2 separate regions of the Homo sapiens genome follow, and region 2 is linked to region 1. A link is a loop called in an ENCODE intact Hi-C map of the cell type or tissue named here. Cell type or tissue: OCI-LY7. All regions are shown on one strand. Links, peaks and the distances in the headings refer to the core of each region. The heading gives the core; the rest is flanking DNA. Region 1 overlaps TTBK1 (tau tubulin kinase 1). Region 2 has its middle 14 kb from the start of ZNF318.

The links. A loop is a pair of places that touch in the nucleus more often than their neighbours do. Peaks named below come from ENCODE experiments on the same cell type or tissue, not always from the same donor. Only the 100,000 strongest peaks of a DNase experiment are listed, where the experiment ranks them.
Region 2: a loop joins it to region 1, with 2.1 times the contacts of the local background. A loop is called at or near these places in 17 of 110 quality-filtered maps.

Annotation. Positions count from the first base shown.
Region 1 is chr6:43,270,079-43,272,988 of GRCh38, forward strand. All of the region lies in intron 13 of TTBK1 (tau tubulin kinase 1), which reads left to right. Among named protein-coding and RNA genes, the nearest start is that of SLC22A7, 27 kb to the right of the region's middle. RefSeq lists a silencer at 2,003-2,252. In OCI-LY7, for the core only: no CTCF peak of the experiment used is centred there; a DNase peak (open chromatin) is centred at 1,303.
Region 2 is chr6:43,382,479-43,385,388 of GRCh38, forward strand. No RefSeq gene overlaps it. Among named protein-coding and RNA genes, the nearest start is that of ZNF318, 14 kb to the left of the region's middle. RefSeq lists an enhancer at 1,021-1,200. In OCI-LY7, for the core only: no CTCF peak of the experiment used is centred there; DNase peaks (open chromatin) are centred at 1,433, 1,883 and 2,202; H3K4me3 peaks cover 2,105 bases; H3K27ac peaks cover 2,367 bases.

The DNA.
Region 1 (2,910 bases), core at 152-2,651:
AGCCCCCCTAGAACGTTGGCCCAAGGTACTGTAATACTCCCACCCCAAGCAGAGTCTCCGTCCCACCTCCCCATCAGCTCCCTTTGTAGGTGCCAGCCAAATGGTGCAGGGAGGGGTGGGGCTGGTGGTACAGTTTCCAGGACAGGGCAGGGGCGCTCAGCTGGAGCCACTGATGGGTCCAGAGTCCAGTGGAAAGAGAGGTGTCAGGGAGATGAGGCCTGCAGGGCCAGAGGCACTCTGGTATGGGCTTTGTTCTGTTTAATTTGTGATCTCTTGGCATGGCTGGGTCTGATCCACCCCGAGGGGCTGGCGGGAGGCCAAGACCCTCCTTGCATGGTGTGTGTGTGTGTGTGTGTGTGTGTGTGTGTGTGTGTGTGTGTCCCTGTGTATGGATGGAGGCCAGGACAGCCAGGTTTGGAATGTGGTGGGGAGTGTTTCAATGCTCAGTGATCGGGGGAGGAGCCCTGTGACCTAGCGAGACTTTCTCAGGCCATCATCATTGAGGACAGAGTTCTCTCCTCACACATCTTACCCCAGGAAGGCTCAGTCCATGGTAGGCTGCCCCTCCCCCAAGACACCTGTGCCATCACTCCCTGGTAGGATTGGGTGTCTGTCCTCGGCTCCTCAGGAACTGAGGATGGATGAGAGGGGCCTGGGATCCACCTCCCAAGGCAGGCTGGAACTGAGCAACGAGGAGACCCAGCTTAGAAGCAGTGGCAGCTAAGGTGGTTGTTAAGGATGACGTGAGAAACCATGTGCTTGTCAGCAAAACCAGTGTCTCAGGACAAATCCCAGGCGGGAGCAGCCCCACCTCTGCCCTTCTCAGAAGGTGACTCCTTCCTGTAGGTGCTCGGTCAGCCCCAAGGGCGGTGGTGAAGACACAGCAGAAGAGAGGCAGGTTGGATAGGGATCTGGACACTTGGGAGTGGGGAAGTGTCAGGATGCCAGCTTGCGCCTGCCTCTTCTGCCCATTTCTCAGCCCCCAACCTTCACTGCAGGGAGCCCAAGTTTCCCTTTATTCATCCTGCCCATGTCAGCCAGCACCTCTGTTCCCCTGGGGAATGCGGTAGTAGTGAAGTGGGTACTAGAAAGGGCCGTGCCTGTATGGGGAGGGGAGGAGGCCCAAAGATTTGCAAAATGTTTATTTCAGTGAGACTGTGTCTGTATGTTTGCTTGTGTGCATGCGCGTACACTTGTGCATAAGAGTGTGCTTACGAATGAGCGTTTGTGCATGTGGAAGGGCTGCCATGGATGAATGCTCAGGCTGTGCACTGTGTAATTCCAGGAAGTGCCATTTACATAGACCTCAATGTGACTGGCACGTGCGCAAGTTGCACAGTGCTGTATGAGTGTGTGTATGCACATGTGTGTTAGGGAGCCAGAAAGATGTCTATGCAGTCATTGGTAGTTTCCTATGTAGCTACTCTCATCCCAGCTTCACTCTTCTACCCCTCTCTCCCTGTAACCTCTGCTTGGCCCATCAATTCCCCAGATGTCTCTGGTTAGAGTAGAGGCCTCAGGGCCCTGGCCCCTGCCTGGGGGTGCCATAAGTGTGGTGGGCAGTGCCCTGGAGCCAAACTGTCCACACAGAGGGCCACCATTGTGGTATGGCTCATCCACACCATTCACATAAGCCACTCCATAGTCACACACTCCTTTCCCCAAAATCTTTCTTTGTAAGTCTATTTATTTATTTATTTATTTATTTATTTATTTTTGAGGATGTCTGGGCCAAGAGCACCTTCTCCATCTGGCAACAAAAGCCAGATTTGGGTTCTAATACTTGTGCCCCACCCCCACCCCCATCTCAGCTGCTCACTTTTGAATCTCCCCAAACCCAAGCCTCTGTTGCCCTCTGGGCTGTTTTGGATGGCTTTGCACCCTGCTCAGGCAGTAGGCAGGAGAGGGTCAAGGTGGACCCTTTGAGAAGGGACAGAAAACAAAAAGCACAAAGGTGAGGGGGTGAGGCTGAACAGTGGCCCCACTCCCCTCCTGCTGGCACTGCCTCCCCCAGCCACCTCCTCTTGCCCTCTTCCCATCCACCCCAGGTAGTGGCAGGAGGTGAAGTGAAGGGAACCTGCCCACCATCTGCTCCATAAGTCAGCAGCAGTGTGGGCAAGGGCCCCCCCACCCAATCTGGGGTTGGATGAAACCAAGCACTCTGTGATCCAGCATTCCCTTCTAGAGGGTTCCACTACTCAACCCTGAGCACAGCTCCATCTCAGTGACCAGAACCCTGAGGTACTCTAAGATCCCAAAGTGCCTTGTGAAATATTGAAGATGATGGCACTGGCTTCAGCCTCATTTCAGCATTACATACATATTACTGTTTCCAACGCCTTTGGAAGTGGGAGATCCAGCATTGAGAAGGCGGCTGAGTTTTCAAACACACACCCCCCACCTCAGAACTGACACCTGTGGGAGAGGGTGTGTCCTTTAAAGCAAGGCCATGGTTCAAAGCATGTTGTCCTTTAGGGGGACATCCTTTTGTATATCCTCCATGGTGGAGGGGAGAGTGTTTTGTAAGCCATAAAGCTCTGAGCTAACAGGTGATCTTAATAATATTATCTTTTCGGGGTGGCTTTGACTCTTGGAGATTGTTAAGGTCATCTAAGCCACTTGTGTTGGATTAAGTTCATGTGAAGCTCGGCAGAGCTTCACATGGTTTGGGTCGAGTTGCTGGTCTCCGGTTCCCAGGCTAGGTGGGGATGCTGTGAGCCTGCAATATTGTCACTCTTGTTTTCTGAAGCATTTCCCAAGAGAAGGCCAGAATGTTTCAAGATTGATACCCTGCTTGGGGAAAGCGTGTAGCCTCCTCGGGGTCAGCTTTGAAAAGAGACAGCTGTCTTTGTTGTATTTTGAAAGTGGTGTTTTCGCACTTCATAGTCTCACTCTGCATTTAGTGGTGGC
Region 2 (2,910 bases), core at 104-2,603, 110 kb after region 1:
CCCCAGGCTGGTCTTGAACTCCTGGGCCCAAGAGATTCCCTTGCCTCAGCCTCCCAAAGTGCCGGGGTTACAGGTGTGAGCTACCACGCCCAGCCACAAGTGTAACTGTAATAGGTACCACCTCACCTATATATCTCATCCCCACCCTTGTATATTTTTGGTTATGAGAGAAATGCTCCACATCGTTGGTCACTATTTCAGAGCTTATGTCACATTCTGTAGGATACCACTCTAATCTTTTTTTTTCTTTCTTTCTTTGAGACAGAGTTTTGCTCTTGTCACCCAGGCTGGAGTACAATGGTGCGATTGCGGCTCACTGCAACCTCCAGCTCCTGGGTTCAAGCTATTCTTCTGCCTCAGCCTCCCGAGTGGCTGGGATTACGGGCATGTGCCAAACACGCTTGGCTAATTTTGTGTTTTTAGTAGAGATGGGGTTTCACCATGTTGGTCAGGCTGGTCTCGAACTCCTGACCTCAAGTGATCCACCCGCCTTGGCCTCCCAAAGTGCTGGGATTACAGGCGTGAGCCACCGTACCCGGCTGATACCGCTATGATCTTATGAGATGTTGTCTCCAGTTGGCAAAATAAAAACTAAGACCTCAGTAAGCCTATTCTATAAGACTAGCTGGAATATACAATAAAACTAAATAAGGAATCCCAGAAGAGTTGAATTGTGTATCCCAGCTGTCTTACTTCTTCCACCGTAAAAGTACTCCCTTGGCCAAAAGCATCATTGTGTGGGATGTCATGTTGAATGCCTTATGAGTCATTCAGTAAGTTTCTGGATGGTGCTGGCAAAAATACAGTGAGTAGGAAAAATATATAGAAATTTAAAGTAAGTTTCTTCTACAATGAAGATAAATTACTGCCCTGTCCATGAAGGAAGAGGTCCAAACTGGCAGTAGCAGGTCAATCTTAGTGTGAGAACGTCCACGTGATTGAGCCTTTACACTCAACATGCATTGCCTCCATCAGTGGTCCCATGGTCACTTTGTTCACAAGCTCATACAGCACACTCTGGTGTAACTAGGGGAAAGGGTGGATACCATCCATAGAGCAGTTCATCTTCTCTACCTGATTGTTGATAACCCTCTTCTACTCACGAGGCACAAATGTTCTCATTATAGTAGATTGGTTTTCTCAACATACGTTCTAAACTCCTTAGACTGGTTTTCTCAACATACATTCTAAACTCCTTCGTACCTTTCTATACTGAGAGTCTAGAAAGATAAAAGCTGTATTTCTCAGATCCTATTACAGTTATGGTTTCAGGTGTAATTGAGATTTTTGCCAATCAGGTATATTCCCATGAGACTTGAATGTGAAACCCAGTTAACTGAGTGATGTGGAGAAAGAGGCAGGATATGAAGTATTCACTTTGCTGCTGTGAATCATGACAGAGGAAGTGTGGTTCTGTGGTTACCGACGTGCTGATTTGCTGGTTTCCTGCAGTGGAAGCCATAGCTTACCCAAGCATAGCAGAATCAGTGAGATTCTGGGTGTGGGGAGTGCTCTTACAAGCTCCACCTAAAGCTTCTTCCCCTACCCCTTACAAATATTGTGTAAGCCACACGTGATCCCTGGTAATAACGCCCTTCTCCCTTAAATTAAGTAGAGTGGTATCTGTGGTCTGCAACTGAATCATGACAGATACTGTCACATTTGGGAACCATTTTAAGAAGTTCTTCCACATTATACTTCTCCAACTTCATTTTAATATCACTTCTAACTCCCTAATCATCTAGCCAAACCATTAACCTCAGACTCTTTTTTTTTTTTTTTTTTTTTGAGATGGAGTCTCGCTCTGTCACCCAGGCCGGAGTGCAGTGGCGCGATCTCAGCTCCCTGCAAGCTCTGCCTCCCAGGTTCACGCAGCTGGAACTACAGGTGCGTGCCGCCATGCCTGGCTAATTTTTTTGGGGTTTTTTTTGTATTTTTTAGTAGAGACGGGGTTTCACCATGCTAGGCAGGATGATCTCGATCTCCTGACCTCGTGATCCACCTGCCTCGGCCTCCCAAAGTGCTGGGATTACAGGCATGAGCCACCGGGCCCGGCCAAATCAGTGTAGACTCTTAACCTGTTTCTCCTTCTGGGAAAACTGGTCAGGTAGTTGTATTTCTTGAAGTCCTGACTATCCTCAGTGTCCTTCAGGGTCACCCTTGATTGGGGGCCACAGTATCACAGCAGCCCATTTCTTTCTAATGCCAGCACATTAGGTGAAGACAGCTACAAACTAATCATGACTTTATTCCACTGCAGTCTGGTAACAAGGCCCATTTCATTGGTTATAGTGGTAGATGAAATAGCAATGCAGCAGAAGTAGTGGTGTGGGTGCTAGGAGCCATTTGTGTTTTCAGGATCTGCTGTGGCCTCATTTTGTGTATGTCATTTCTACTTGATAATGGATCCATGTCCTAGGTATGAACCAGCTTTATACCTAGGAAGACCAGATGATAGCCAGTTCATGATTATGCTGTGATCATGCTGGGTTCCATGATCATGCTGTGTCCGTGGCCCAGCAGCAAGCTGAGAGCTGATTCTCAAAGAGAGAATATTTACCTGCCAAAAGGCATGCTCAGAGGGCCTCTGCTATGATTATTCTATCAGGACATGCCATAGATGATAAAGTACCTCAGTCTGCCACAAACACTTTGAACATTATAAGGATCGCAAGGACTAAGTTGCACTGCAGACTGGACCAGCTGGAGAACCTTTTCTTCCTCTGAATCTCACTCAAGTATGGCTTCATTTCAAGTGACCAGATAAGGAGGTCAGAGCAGTAACCCAAATATGATCAATGTTGTCTCTAAATTCACCTAAGTGATGTGACTCTTTTGGTTTAGGGGTAGGTAGCACAAGTAAAGCAACTTGTCCTTCATTTTGAAGGGAGCACCTGTATGCAAGATCAC